Linked DNA regions of Mus musculus: region 1 is linked to region 2. Evidence: chromatin contacts called from ENCODE Hi-C or POLR2A ChIA-PET data. All regions are on one chromosome and are shown on one strand. Each heading gives the region's core, a stretch centred on a gene start or an enhancer-like site at or near the end of the contact. The rest is flanking DNA. Distances are from core to core; before and after follow the strand shown.

Region 1 (6,802 bases), core at 3,542-6,041, 330 kb before region 2:
ACCATTACAGGCCGGACTATCCAGAAAGGGACTCTACCTTTCCCCACCCACACCAAAGCTAGCTTTGTCTTGGCGCCCACCCTGAAGCTCTGTGACAACCCTGGGTCCATCAGGTCACTTCCCAGGTACAGAAGCTACGGTCTGGATACACGAAGTGACTTGACCAAGATCACAGAGCTTGAAAGGGCTTCAGTGTCTGACCCCAGAACACATTCCTGAGCCACCGCTGTGGGTTGCCCAGCCAGCGTCTCTCTTCTTTCTTCCTACACAGGCTGTCTGTGGCCAGATCGTGGAGTCCGGGAGGCCCCAGTACCTAGACTTGCGTCCCGCCATGGCCGGAGGGGGCGCCCGCGGCCAGCAGCTCCCAGCGCCCGCATCTTCCGAGGGCCTGGGCATGGCGCGCTCCTGGAGCTGGGCTTGGCCGGCTAACCACACCGGGGCGCTGGCCAAGCCAGGGACAGCCGGTGGCCCGTCCGTGCCGCGCACCAAGAGGAAGCCATCCATTAAAGCGGCCCGAGCCAAGAAGATTTTCGGCTGGGGGGACTTTTACTTTCGTGTGCATACCCTCAAGTTCTCGCTGTTGGTGACCGGCAAGATCGTGGACCATGTGAACGGTACCTTCAGTGTGTACTTCCGTCACAATTCGTCCAGCCTGGGTAACCTAAGCGTCAGTATCGTGCCGCCCTCCAAGCGTGTGGAGTTCGGGGGCGTCTGGTTGCCTGGGCCTGCCTCCCACCCTCTACAGTCCACGCTGGCACTTGAAGGGGTGCTTCCTGGATTGGGGCCCCCTCTGGGGATGGCGGGGCAGGGGCTGGGGAGCAACCTTGGGGGCGCACTTGCCGGCCCACTCGGAAGCGCGCTAGGAGTTCCTGGGGCCAAAGAGTCGCGCGCTTTTAATTGCCACGTGGAATATGAGAAGACAAACCGCGCTCGCAAGCACCGCCCGTGCCTGTACGACCCGTCGCAGGTGTGCTTCACCGAGCACACGCAGAGCCAGGCCGCCTGGCTCTGCGCCAAGCCCTTCAAAGTCATCTGTATCTTCGTCTCCTTCCTCAGTTTTGACTACAAACTGGTGCAGAAGGTGTGCCCAGACTATAACTTCCAGAGTGAGCACCCCTACTTTGGATAACGCCCCTGTCCTGGGCCCCGAGCTTCCCACCAGATCGCAGTCTCACTAGGTGGGACCCCTCCCTGTATACCCCGTGCTCCTGTGACTGCCCCCACTTCTTCCACTATGGTGGAGAAAAACAGCCTTCCCCGGGACTATCAGCCAGTGTGGCCCTCTATTTCCTTGTGGTACCGAGTGTCCCTGAGGCTGGGGTGGTCTTTTTCAAACGGTAAATTGCAGGGGCAAGAGCATAGCCCCACGATAGGTGGGGCTTGAGGTCTTCTTAGGGTTCCCTACGAATGCGTATTGCCCACGCCGCAGTATTAATGGCTCCTGGCCTGGCACTCTTTCCCCAAGCCCTGGTCCTCCCCTCCCCTAAGACTGTAAATGTCTAAAAGCGCCCAGCCCATCCAATCCTCTCCCGTTCTGCGTGCCCCATGTCAGTCCTGCCTTCTTCCTAACCTTGCTAAAGCAAAAGTCCTGATCAGGGGGCTCTGCCTGGCCCTTGTGCTCTGCCCACCCCTTCCCTCCCCCGCCCTCAGTCCGGCTACACCTGCCCTCTCTGGCTGCTTCCTCTCGGTGTTTTTTGTTTTTTGTTTTGTTTTTTTTTCAACGCCAAAACAGACGGGGAGGGAACAAAATAAAGCGAAATCCAATACTCGCCTGTGTTAAGACCTTTGTAGGAAAGCGGGGCGGGCAGGTGTGGATTTTTGTCTGGCAGAAGCTAGCCTGGACACCTCACCTTGCCGCCCATTGGGGAAACCGAGTCAAAGACTAGCAGACGCAGCACCCTGGGCTTCATTTCAGACCTGATCAAGGAGTGAGCAACCAATGGGTTAGAGTCTGCCCAGGTGGGGATTAGCTAAAGTGGGAAGACGCTAGTGAAGGCAGATTGAATGGGGATTAGACCTGAGGTGGGACTTCCGGCAGTCTGTTTGGGGGAGTTAGGGGAAAGGAGGTTTAAGACCTTGAGTGGGGTGGAGAAGCGGGGACAGCGTAGGCAGAGCGCTGACAACCTGGTAAGCTCCACCGGGGTGGAGGGAAGGGGAAGGTTGGGAGGGAAGGGGAACGGTGTTTGCAGCATCTGGAGTCATCGATCTTCTTTTTCCTTCCTAATTTCGTGGGCGCTGAGTTTGCAGACGGATGCGGGAGGGAGCATTGGGACGAGGTAATGGGGGAAGGGACCAACGCAGGTTTGGAGGGCGGGGCGGAGTCCCTGCTGGTAGCCGCTAGCTAGCGAACAGCCCCCTTCAGCCAGCTGCCCACCCTTTCCACCCCCGCCTTCAGCTCCCTCCTGCAGCCTTGGCTGCTAATTTTATCCGCCCCCAACCCTGGCCCGGGCGTTAATTGGCTGCGGCTTCATTAGTAGTTCTCAGCTCAGCAGCCCCCCTCCCCTTGGGACCCCCTGACTGGGGCTTGGGGGGTGCAGACAAGCTGAGGCACAGAGAGTCTCTTCCTCTTAAGCCTGACTTCATTGGAGTCCCTGGTAAAGGTGCCCACGGGGAAAAGAAGAGGGCAGTGTCCTCCACAGGATTGCCTACAGCTCATTCAGACTCTGGGTAAGAGATGGATCTGACCCCACCCGGTCACAAACATCTGGAGTTGGGGATGTAGCTCTTGCATGCACAAGGCCCTAGGTTCAATAATCAAACACATGTGGGAAGGATAAGGAGCCAGTGGTGTGAGAGAAGGAAGATGGGAGGAAGAACCCAGTGATTGCCTCATTCAGGGCCTGTTGAGAGAAGCCAGGCTGTCATGAGAAATACATTAGCATCAAGAGACATTCAGGCCTTCTGTGAGATCCAGGTAGAAATGCTTAAAGTGGCTGAAATCAGTGGACTTGGGCCTCAGTCTCCTCACTTGCAACTCCTCAATAAAACAGCTGGAGATATGATGGCTCAGCGGTTAAGAGCACTGACTGCTCTTCCAAAGGTCCTGAGTTCAATTCCCAGCAGCCACATGGTGGCTCACAACCATCTGTAATGAGATCTGATGCCCTTTTCTAGTGTGCCTGGAGACAGCAAGATTGTACTCTTATACATAAAAGAAGTAAATAAGTCTTTTAAACAAACAAAACACTCAGCATACATACATAAGCCCCTAGATTCTATCTCTAGCACTGAAAAGGAAACAGAACAAAGACCTCACAGTGAGCACAGTGGTGGCACACCCCTTCAGTCCCAGCACTGGGGAGGCAGAGGCAGGCAGAGCTCTGTGAGTTTGAGCCAGCCTGGTCTACACAGAGAGTTCCAAGACAGCTAGTGATATACAGTGGAACCCTGTCTCCAAAAACCAAAAAACAACTCCACCCCACCTCCCCCCAAAAAAACTGAACCCAAAAACCACCACCAAAACCTGACTCACAGGGCTATGTCTCTGTCTCTGTCTCCCTCCTTCCCTCCATCCATCCCTCCCCCCTCCCTTCCCCCCTTCCCCCCCTCCCTCCCTCCCTCCCTCCCTCCCTCCCTCCCTCCCTCCCTCTTATCTGGGTATAAGAGAACAAAGTGAAGTGTTTCGTGTTGTCTGGGTCACTATTAGTGAGCCCCTTGTGTCTCCAGGGCTAAGGCATGGCTAAATGTCTACTGAATGAGTAAAGGTATAAAATGGCTATCAGAGGCCAATGGTTCTCAAAACCACTGCTTCCTGGAATCCCCAAGAGGTTTGGTTGTGTGTCTCTGAGCAGAGGCCTTAAGAAGATGTCCTCAAGCGGTGGTGGCGCACGCCTTTAATCCCAGCACTCAGGAGGCAGAGGCCAGCAGATTTCTGAGTCCGAGGCCAGCCTAGTCTACAGAGTGAGTTCCAGGATAGCCAGGGCTACACAGAGAAACCCTGTCTCAAAAAACAAAAACAAAAAACAAAAACAAAAACAAAAAAACAAAACACAAAACAAAACAACCCCCCCCCCAAAAAAAACAAAAACAAAAAAAGAAGTGGGCGACTGCTGGGGAGTAAGGGAGATGTAAATAAGAAACGAATGCAAACCGTGTGAGAAGAGGAGGGATGGCTACTCTGCTCTCACCTGACAGCTGGATAGACACAGAGGAGGCAGGCTGTGAGTCAGGGGAAGAGGACAACCCACCGGAGCCAGCGTCCGAATGCGAAGTTTCATTTAATCCCTTCTACAAGCTCTTTGTGTTGGAGTGGGCAAAGTGTGACAGGCTCATCTGAGGTCCACTGTCCTCTAACTTCACATGTAGCTGAGGCTACTAGCCTTGACCTTTCAATCTCTCTGTCTCCACTTCCCTAGTACTGGAATGACAATGTCATGGTTTAACATTGGAAGAAACGGAGGACTTTGTGTTGTAATCCTAAAGCAAGGATTTGAGTCTTTTACCCTTTCAAACTATATCTGCTTTCACTGTGTGTATTTATCTTCTAAATATGTTTTAAATCTCCCTGAGAACCATATGCTAGATATGCTTGGTAGGCATAAACCACACGAAAATAAACAAACAAACAAACAAACCAAAAAGCGCTTGCCTGGAAAACCGGAAGGAAAAACAAAACAGAAACTCTGAAGAGCTTCAAGAAAGGACATGGAGGAGCTTTAAGTCTAAGAACTTTTCAGGCAAAGCTCTCCATACCGGGACTTGTATAGATGGGAAAGAGCAAAGTAAAAAACTACAATTCCCAGAAGGCAATTTTTTAAAAAAACCCAGTACTGCGCATGCGCAGGGAACGCCTCTTTCACTCGAACTTCACGGGGGCAATTTTCTCGCGCACGCGTTCTAAGAGCAGCTGGTTTTCGACCCCGGTACTACACCGATACAGAGTTAGTGGCTAGTCCTCCTGTGCCTCCTGTAGCGATGGTATCCTTCTCTTTGCTTCGGACCACTCGGGTAAGAACAGGGTTCTGTTTACTGGATGATCAGTGGAAAGGCCCACCCAAAGTGGGGTTCTCCTGGCTCCTTGCTGCACGTGTTCTGGGGCCTCGGGGAACAGATGCTTAACCAGGAAATCCCTGAGACAGCACATGTGCGGTGGCTGGGCCCCTAGTTCTGGCGATCAGACGACCTAGGTAGGGTCTTGTAGTCACCCAGTTGACACGACTCTTAAGGTAAAGGTCCGCAGACGCTGTGTTAACAATATCCTAGCAAACAAGTGGGGTTCCCGGCTTCGATGCGCTAGTTGAATTTTTCCCGCCAGCTCTGAGCTATGGAGATGATGCAACCGAGCCTCAGTACTTTCATCACGCAAGGGTCCTGCTGCTGTGTGGGCAGGAAGGAGGTAGCGAGGTGCTGTGTGTGTGTGTCTGTGAGTGTGAGATAAAATTAAGATTTTGGGCAAACACCTTCAGCCTACCCCAACTCCCGCCAGTACACAACTCTTTCCAAGAACTGCTTAAAAGTCTATCCTCCTACTTTTTAAAGGTTGCTCTGGAAACCACCCTTTAAAAGCCTCTGGTGTTAAGCCCTGTTAGCTTGGTATCTTCTCTCATGGAGGTATTCATGTCCGGAGGCCCTGCAGGAAGTCCACCTCTTATGTTTATGAATATTTTAACTGCACTGTGTGTGCACTGCGTGCATGCCTGGGTACCCACAGAGGTCAGAGGAGGGCATCAGATCTCTTGGAACTGGAGTTACAGATGGTTGTTAGCTGTTTTGTGGGTGCTGGAAGATGAACCGCTGTCCCCCACAAGAGCAGCCAGGACCTTAGGATGGTCATTTTGTTCCTGTGTGTGGGGAGACTCTGGAATCGCAGTGTCTCTCACCTGAATTGGAGGGACATGGGCTTCTGGGGCACAAGCTTTGCTCTGTGACTTTGCAGAGTCACTCAGGGTGATTAGGGATGCGTTGTGTTAGAGTTGACCAAAACTGCCCTTTGGATAATGATCTGAACCTTTGACTCTAGAACTTGCTATTCAAGATGAAAGTGGGGGTAGAGAGCACTGACTGCTGGCCGGACCAGGCTGCGTACTTAGCCAGAGGGCTCGATCTGTACCCATGACTGAGGGCAGCTGGGAGAAGAGATCTGGACAATTTTTAATTAACCCTGGCCTTTCTGCCCTGAGCCTCTGCAGAGATGTGGTCAGCTGGTCTGCATGGCTGCCCGGGCCCAGCACAGCAAGGTGGCCCAGACGCAGGCTGGGGAAGCAGCTGGAGGTTGGACGGGCCAGGAGAGTTTATCAGACAGTGACCCTGAGATGTGGGAGCTTCTGCAGAGGGAGAAGGACAGACAGTGTCGCGGCCTGGAGCTCATCGCCTCAGAGGTAGGACGTGAGGATATGGGTCAAAGAGCGCGAGCTACGGTGCGCGCAGGGAACACCACGTCACCTGCGGTCACGGTAGTGACTTCTCCACGCCTCCCTGTCAGATTCAAAAGAGCTTTTTCCTGGGCCTTTTCCCTCTTCTCTATACTGTCCTCTGAAGCATAAGGCAGGACCAGTTTATGGGGCTTGAGCATTGGGAAGCTTCTAGAGCCATGTAGCGTCCTCATCTCTTCCTTAACCTCCTTCTCTCGTCAGAAGAAAGAGGAACCTGGAAGCACGGGTTGAGTGGACAGGCGGCCCTACTGGGGCCACCCGTCATGGCAGCCGAGTTTCTGAGAATGTTGCTTCTGGTCCCGCCCCATGTCTGGCGAGGAACACAGAGCCTTTGGCGTATCCCGTCTCACCCCTGCAGCCTGTGGGCTCTGGCAGGGGCGGGGCCGTGGGAATCCAGGGGAAGGGAGACCCCATTGCCTTCTGACACTGCC
Region 2 (6,965 bases), core at 512-3,011:
ACCCTTTCTCTCCCGTGTCTGTCTTTGTCAGTCTGTCTCTCGCTCTTCTCTGCCCCTATAAGGAGCCTCCTCACCGCCCCCCCCCCCCAAATCTGGAATTGCTGCCAGACTGTAGCTTTTAATTTAATAAAAATAAAGTGAAATATGCAACTCTATGCCACACCCGTCTTCTGTTCCTCGGACAGGGTGGGGGTGGGGTGTGGACCCGCTGAGGAGATGGGGTAATGGGGATTCCTTGCATGCCTGAATGGACCCTTTCTCTTCCTAGGAGTCACTCTCCTCTGGCAGAGCTAACGCTGGGCGTTGCAATAACCCTGCAAAGCCCTAGGCCACACTTGGATTGATGGAATCAGGATTAAGAGGGGTTTGTTTGTGGTTCAGCTACGTTTGTGGAGAAGGGAACAACCCTACCCCTTTTGAGAAGTTTGGCTGCGGTGGGAGCCGGGGCGGAGCCGGGCAGGGGGGCGGATTCGGCAGTAGCAACTCCCCGGACGCACGCAGGCCTCAGAGCCCCCCAGCTTCCGTGGCCCCTCGGCCCTGAAACTTGAAGCAGGGTAGGGGTCCAGCATGAAGCCCCCGGACCGCCCCACCCCTGGCCGCACTGACCGGATACTGGGGGTCATGGGTGGCATGCTGCGCGCATGCGCCGTACCCGGGCAGGAGGGGGTAAGGAGGAGGGACCGCGGGTGGGGTCGGGGGGGTCTTTAGAGGACTTTAGGAGAATTGCACTCCACGACTCAGTTTCCCCGCAAACAAAAGTTATATGGAGCAGTCGCAAGGATCCATAAATTCAGTTACGAGGGCCATATGCCAAGTTCTGGTTGACGCTTTCAGAGTAATGTGTATTTTGACAGGAGGGAGAGAAGAAGGGGGAGGTCGTGGCAGCCTAGGAAAGGGTCCTTACAGTGACTCTGTCTCGGCAGCCCCCGGAGAGAGATCCCTTAGGGCCTGGGAGTACCAAGACAGAGAGTGATTGTATCGAGGAGGATCAGACAGGGCAGCGCGAACCTGAGGTCCTCGCCTGGGCTCCGCAGCCCGGTAAGAAGCTGGGCTTGGGTGGGGCACAATTTGCCATCCTGCGCAAAGTGGTGACTTCAGATAGATTCTGTTCATATTAGCATAAAGGCTTGCGCCTAATTTGCATGGGACCATTAAATCGCAGACACCACGCTTCTCTTCTAGCCCGATGTGTGTCCTCACTTCGGCGGGTCCCGAGCCCCCGAAGGCGGAGTGGAGTGTCCCCGCGCCCCACCCCTGGCCCTGGGCCAGCCCAGGCGCCCGGACTTCGCCTTAATTGGTGATTAGTTTTAGCTGGAGTTCTGGGGCCTGGAGGAAAGATGGGTCGGGGGAGAGGGCGGCACCTGGGCTGTGTTCCCTACAAAGTGTTCCCCAGGCACACAAGCCCTACTCGGGGCATGGGGGTGAGGGGTGGCGGGGGAGACAGCCAGAACCTCAGAACCATTCACACACAACAAGGCCCCATCCTGCGAATTCTTCATCTTAGAGTCCAAGGGGCGAGCAAGGCAGACCCACCTCCAGCCTTCACGCCCACCCAACCCAGAGCCCCGCAGTTGCAGCTGGGATGCTAGAGGGAGCCCAGGCCTGGGAGGAGGGGCGGAGGTCTGGGGACCCGGACTGCAAGCGTGGAGGTGCCTGGGGGAGGGGGCTGGGGAAGCGCGGAGGGGCGGAGCCTGGCCGCAGAGGCCCCGCCCCACGGCAGCACCGTGGCCCGGCCTGTTATTCCGCTCGCCGCTCGGCCCGGACCCGCGCGGCTCCAGTGGCTCTGGGAATCGGCCCCCGCACCTCCCTGCCCGGGCCTAGAGCCACCCCTAAGCCGAGGCCGGAGACGGAGCTGGAGCGGCTGTCGCATCCCGGCCGGGCCTCCCCCATCACCCCTTCCTCTGGCTGGACATCTGGACCCTGGGCCCCGCACCGCCGGGGTTCCGGAAACCCTCCCCGCCCAACTCCGCGGCCCAGCCCCGCACGGCCCTCCCTCCAGACTCCCCTGCCTCGACTTCCGTCTACTCCTGGACCCCCGCCTCCCATCCTTTTTCTCCCCCCCTCTCCAAGCCTGGACCCCGGAGGGAGGGAGGGGGGTGTGCGCCCTGCGCCCGCCCCGCCCCGCCCCCCGTGATTCCCCCTGCATGGCCGGCCCGGGTGGGGGGTGCGGGGGGCCCCGGGCGCCATGCGGGGGGGTCACAAAGGGGGTCGCTGTGCCTGTCCCCGTGTGATTCGAAAAGTGCTGGCAAAATGCGGCTGCTGCTTCTCCCGGGGGGGACGTGGTGAGTGCGAGGTCTGAGGGGGCCAGCATTGAGCTTGAGCTGGGGTTAGGGCATCTGCTTACTCTAGCCCTAGGGCTTTAGGGCTGGAGCATGTACGGGTGTTTTCCAGAAAAAAAATGATTTAACAGAGAATATCTAAGGTCCTTTTCCACTTCTAGATTCCTGCTGATTCAAGTTGAGGAAGTTGAGGAAGGGTCAGAGGACCCATTTCTTTCCTTTAGTCAGCTAGCCAGGAGGGAAAATTCTCTGGTGATCGCCTGATGCCCAGAACCTTGTGTCTCAGATCACACTGGCTGAATATCTTCCGAAAAGGGAGCAGAGGAATGGTGGGCTGGGGGTGGGGCGAGGGGTATCTACCTACCTGTAAAGGGTTTTATAAGAACTCACATTGCAGCTCTTCCCAATTGCTGGCCAAAGATAGCCCCGCTGAGCTGTCCTCACTGCCCCCTGGGTTGGGTATGTGCATGCGCTGGAGAGGGGGGCTGTCCAAAACAATATATATAGTAATTACTGGAGTGGGAGGAGAGGGGCTGGAGGTGGCAGACAGCCTCGTTCTTTTGTTCTCACCCCTCTCCGGGAGAATGGTCTGTACCTATTGCAAGGGGGAGTGTTGTAGGGAAGCAGATGGCTACCCCCAGTTTCCAGTGTCTGCCCAGATGGCTGCCCCCACCCGCATATCTGTGCTATGCTCAGGATATGGGGAACCTTCACATGGAACTGGAGGAGCACGGGCCTGGGAGCTTACTGTCCCTCCTCCCCAGAGTGCCTTTGCAAAGATTTCTATCCTGGCCAACCCAAAGGAGGGTGGCAAATGAGGGGACCCTGGGAGACGGGCTGAACATCATGGAGAGGACAACATGGGGGTTCCCCTAGGACTCCCGAGGTGGGGGGCAGAGTCCATCCACTCATGTCGTTTTCCTCCCATCAGAATCCTATTCTATTGCCGTCAGTGAGGGGAGCATGTCAGCGTCTGCTGTCTCGGGGCTGGCTGCCCTGTCTGGCCCCAGCTCTGGCCTCAGCTCTGATCCGTGTTCTCCGATTCCCCCTGGACCAGTAACTGGCCTGAGGAGATGGTTGGATCATTCCAAACATTGTCTCAGTGTGGAAACTGAGGCAGAGAGTGGTCAGACCGGACAATGTGAGGTGAGCAGGGAGTCCCACAGAAGAAGGACCCTGGGAAAGAGTGCAGGTTGGGGTCACTGGCCCTTGGGGAACCCATCTACTGTTGACCACCTCAGTCACTGGCTCTGTCTGCCCTTGATCTCTCTCTGTCCAGAACTGGACGCTGGAGCCAACTTTAACCACAGGACAAGAGCTGCCCGAACTGACCTTACTGACTACATTGCTGGAGGGTCCTGGAGACAAGGCACAGGTGAAGAAATAGAACTGGGCGTGTGACAGGCACCTGTTTAGGCCAGCCTCAGCTACAGATCAAGTCCCATGCTCTCTTGTGCTGTATGAAATCACGTTTCAAAATCAATCAGTGAGGGACCAGAGGCATGGCTCAGTGGCTAAGGATACTGCCCACTCTTCCAGAGGGCCCAACCTCAGTTCTTAGCATCCATGTCACATGATTCACAACTACCAGTATCTCCAGCTCTAAACCACCAGCACCCTCTTCTGGTCTCTGTGGGTATCTACACATGGCCCCCCATAATGTAAAAATGGTAATAATCATCATAATCATAATAATAAATTTCAATCCCAGCACTCCAGAGGCAGAGGCAGGAGGATGTCTGTAGGTTCAAGGTCAGCAAGTTCCAGGACAGCCAGAACTACATAGACTCTATCTATGTAGATGATGTACCTATGTAGACCCTACAAACAAGTCCTTTTTTTTTTAATTTTTTATTTTGTTTCGAGACAGGGTTTCTCTGTGTAGCCCTGGCTGTTCTGGAACTCACTCTGTAGACCAGGCTGGCCTCGAACTCAGAAATCCACCTGCTCTCTGCCTCCCAAGTGCTGGGATTAAAGGCCTGCCCCACCACAACCCGGCTACAAACAGGTCTTAAAACCATCAAAAGAATAGATCTGAGAAGGTTCTTAGTGAAAGGTATTCAATCCTCTGTTTGTCCACTTCCTACCTTCCAGCCAGCTGAAGAGGAAACTTTGTCCCAAGCTCCCAAGAATGAGGAAGAGCAGAAGAAGATGGCTCTGGAAAGGAGTATGTAAGTTCACAGGGCACTTCGGTTGAACTTCCCCAAGATCCCTCACATTTTACTGCCCTCTGAGAGGGCTGTGGTGATGTTCTTTTAGTGCAAGAAGAACAGGCTAAACTAAGGATGTAGCCACACTCTAAAGTGAAGGCATGCTGTGCTCTCTAGGTTTGTCCTGGGTGAGCTGGTGGAAACAGAAAGAACATATGTGGACGACTTGGGACAGATCGTAGAGGTAGTTCTCGCTTCTCCTCCCGAGCCGTGGCCCACTGACCCTTTCCCTCTGCCTGGGGATATTTTTCAGATAGGTCGCTCCCTCTGGTCACTTTACAGATTCCCTCTACTTCTGGACTTTGTGCAGGGCCGACCTGAGGCTGAGCTTACGTAATCATAGTCCCATCTCGTCCTTCCCACAGGGTTACATGGCTACCATGGCTACTCAGGGGGTACCTGAGAGTCTCCGAGGTCGTGACAGGATTGTGTTTGGGAACATTCAGCAGATCTATGAGTGGCACCGAGAGTGAGTGATGGAGCCCTGAGCCAGGCGCAGGGGAAGAGCGCTCTCTGGTAGTCTATCCTAGACTCCGTATTGGAACCATGGGTCCGATGTGATTCAAGGAGCCACTGGGGTTTTGTAGGGAGAGCGACTAGGGCGTGTAGCTGAAAGTCTGGGACGTTTGGAGGTGAGCGCTCTGAGGAGTGTGTGAGGTGCTTCTCTCCCTCTCACAACTCTTCCAGCTACTTCCTGCAGGAGCTGCAGCAGTGTTTGAAAGATCCCGATTGGTTGGCTCAGCTGTTCATCAAACATGTGAGGCTGGGCCTTAACAGGGGAAGAAGGGCTTGGGGTGAGTCTGGGTTCTGTGGAGATGGGCTCTCTTTTGTCACCACCCACCCCCACTTTCTTCAACGTGATCCCTGCTAGGAGCGCCGACTGCATATGTATGTGGTGTACTGCCAGAATAAACCCAAGTCAGAGCATGTGCTGTCAGAGTTTGGGGACAGCTACTTTGAGGTCAGTGGCTGAGGTGCCTTGGGGGAAAGAAGAACAGGATCAGCGTGAATAGACTTTTCAGGCTACATGACTGCCCTGTCCCTGTCCCTGTCCCTGTCCCCAGGAGCTGAGGCAGCAGCTGGGACACCGACTGCAGCTCAATGACCTCCTCATTAAACCAGTGCAGCGAATCATGAAATACCAGTTGCTGCTGAAGGTCAGGACCACCTTAGTCCCTGGGGACATGGCTGGGGACAGGACCACCCTTCTCCATGGGGGCAAAACTACCCTTGTCTCTGGGGGGCAGAGCTGGGAACAGGATCACCCTTCTCCCTGGGGATACAGCTGGCTGGGGACGGGCTCTACAGAGCTTTCTTCTTTATGTTATAGGATTTTCTAAAGTATTACAGAAGAGCTGGGAAGGATACTGAAGAGCTGGAGGTGAGGTCCCCAGGACACTGTATCTGCCTCATCCTCTTCATCTTGTGGGTACCACAGTCTCAGGGTGGTTCAGGGATGTCTGCTTTCAGGGAGAGGCCCCCGGGGTGGGGATTCTTGGAGAGGCTCTCTCAAAAGGAGCTTCCCTGCCAGTAACGAATCTGTCCAATGACGCCTCTCTTCACCTGTGTCCCAGCAAGCTGTGGAGGTCATGTGTTTCGTACCTAAGCGATGCAATGATATGATGTCCCTGGGGAGACTTCGGGGATTTGAGGTACGGGAATGGGGCGGGGCAGAGCAGTGAACTGCGCTTGAGCTCAGGTCTTAGTAGTCTGGATCCTTATGAGGAATTACCTCCTTGGGCGTGTTGGCGTGGGGGAGGGGAGAGAAGCTGATGATTCTCTTTTCAAACTCTTGTTGCGCCTTCTCAGAGGCCATGTCCTTCGGTTCCAGGGAAAACTGACTGCTCAGGGGAAGCTCTTGGGCCAGGACACATTCTTGGTTACAGAGCCTGAAGCTGGGGGTCTGCTTTCTTCCCGGGGTCGGGAGAGGCGTGTCTTCCTGTTCGAGCAAATCATCATCTTCAGTGAGGCCCTGGGAGGAGGAGGCCGAGGTGGCGCGCAGCCTGGCTACGTGTACAAGAACAGCATCAAGGTGGGGCGGGGCATATAGAGGGAGCCGACCGAGGGGGAAGGTGGGGCGGGGCAGTATGGAGAAAGCAGCCCCGATGGGGCGGGGCATATGGAGGGAGCGGACCGGATGGCGCGAGGCTCAGGCTTTTGGGGCTGGTGGAAGGGCTTGCAGAATCTGAGAGCTGTCTCTGATTGCCAATCCAGGTGAGCTGCCTAGGGCTGGAGGGGAATCTCCAAGGCAACCCTTGCCGGTTTGCGCTGACCTCTAGAGGGCCAGAAGGTGGGATCCAGCGCTACGTTCTGCAGGCTTCAGACCCTGCTGTCAGTCAAGCCTGGATAAAGCAAGTGGCCCAGATCCTGGAAAGCCAGCGTGACTTTCTCAACGGTGAAGCTCCCATCCTCTCCCTTCAGAGGCTCCCAAAGCTATCTGACCTCCTGAACCCCTTCCCCAGCCACGCAGTCTCCA

The links. Hi-C counts contacts between places; a loop is a spot of excess contacts on that map. ChIA-PET counts read pairs that join two places held with the same protein, here RNA polymerase II (POLR2A).
Region 1: a loop to region 2 is called in a map of T-helper 2 cell, with 2.5 times the contacts of the local background. The contact joins the promoter of Shmt2 here to the promoter of Arhgef25 in region 2. A Hi-C loop is called at or near these places in 1 of 37 maps with a recorded cell type or tissue (T-helper 2 cell). POLR2A ChIA-PET finds 5 or more read pairs at or near these places in 1 of 5 experiments (embryonic stem cell).

Annotation. Positions count from the first base shown.
Region 1 is chr10:127,520,433-127,527,234 of GRCm38, reverse strand. It overlaps Shmt2 (serine hydroxymethyltransferase 2 (mitochondrial)), which reads left to right and starts at 4,791. Exons shown (of 12, transcript NM_028230.4): 1 at 4,791-4,947; 2 at 6,120-6,317. The coding sequence starts at 4,915. Nxph4 (neurexophilin 4) reads left to right here. Exons shown (of 2, transcript NM_183297.2): 2 at 272-1,762. The coding sequence ends at 1,129.
Region 2 is chr10:127,183,568-127,190,532 of GRCm38, reverse strand. It overlaps Arhgef25 (Rho guanine nucleotide exchange factor (GEF) 25), which reads left to right and starts at 1,761. Exons shown (of 15, transcript NM_001358557.1): 1 at 1,761-2,282; 2 at 3,211-3,425; 3 at 3,559-3,654; 4 at 4,374-4,450; 5 at 4,607-4,673; 6 at 4,855-4,958; 7 at 5,177-5,246; 8 at 5,361-5,450; 9 at 5,554-5,646; 10 at 5,820-5,870; 11 at 6,064-6,141; 12 at 6,321-6,521; 13 at 6,704-6,884. The coding sequence starts at 2,186. Dtx3 (deltex 3, E3 ubiquitin ligase) reads left to right here. Exons shown (of 6, transcript NM_030714.2): 6 at 1-155.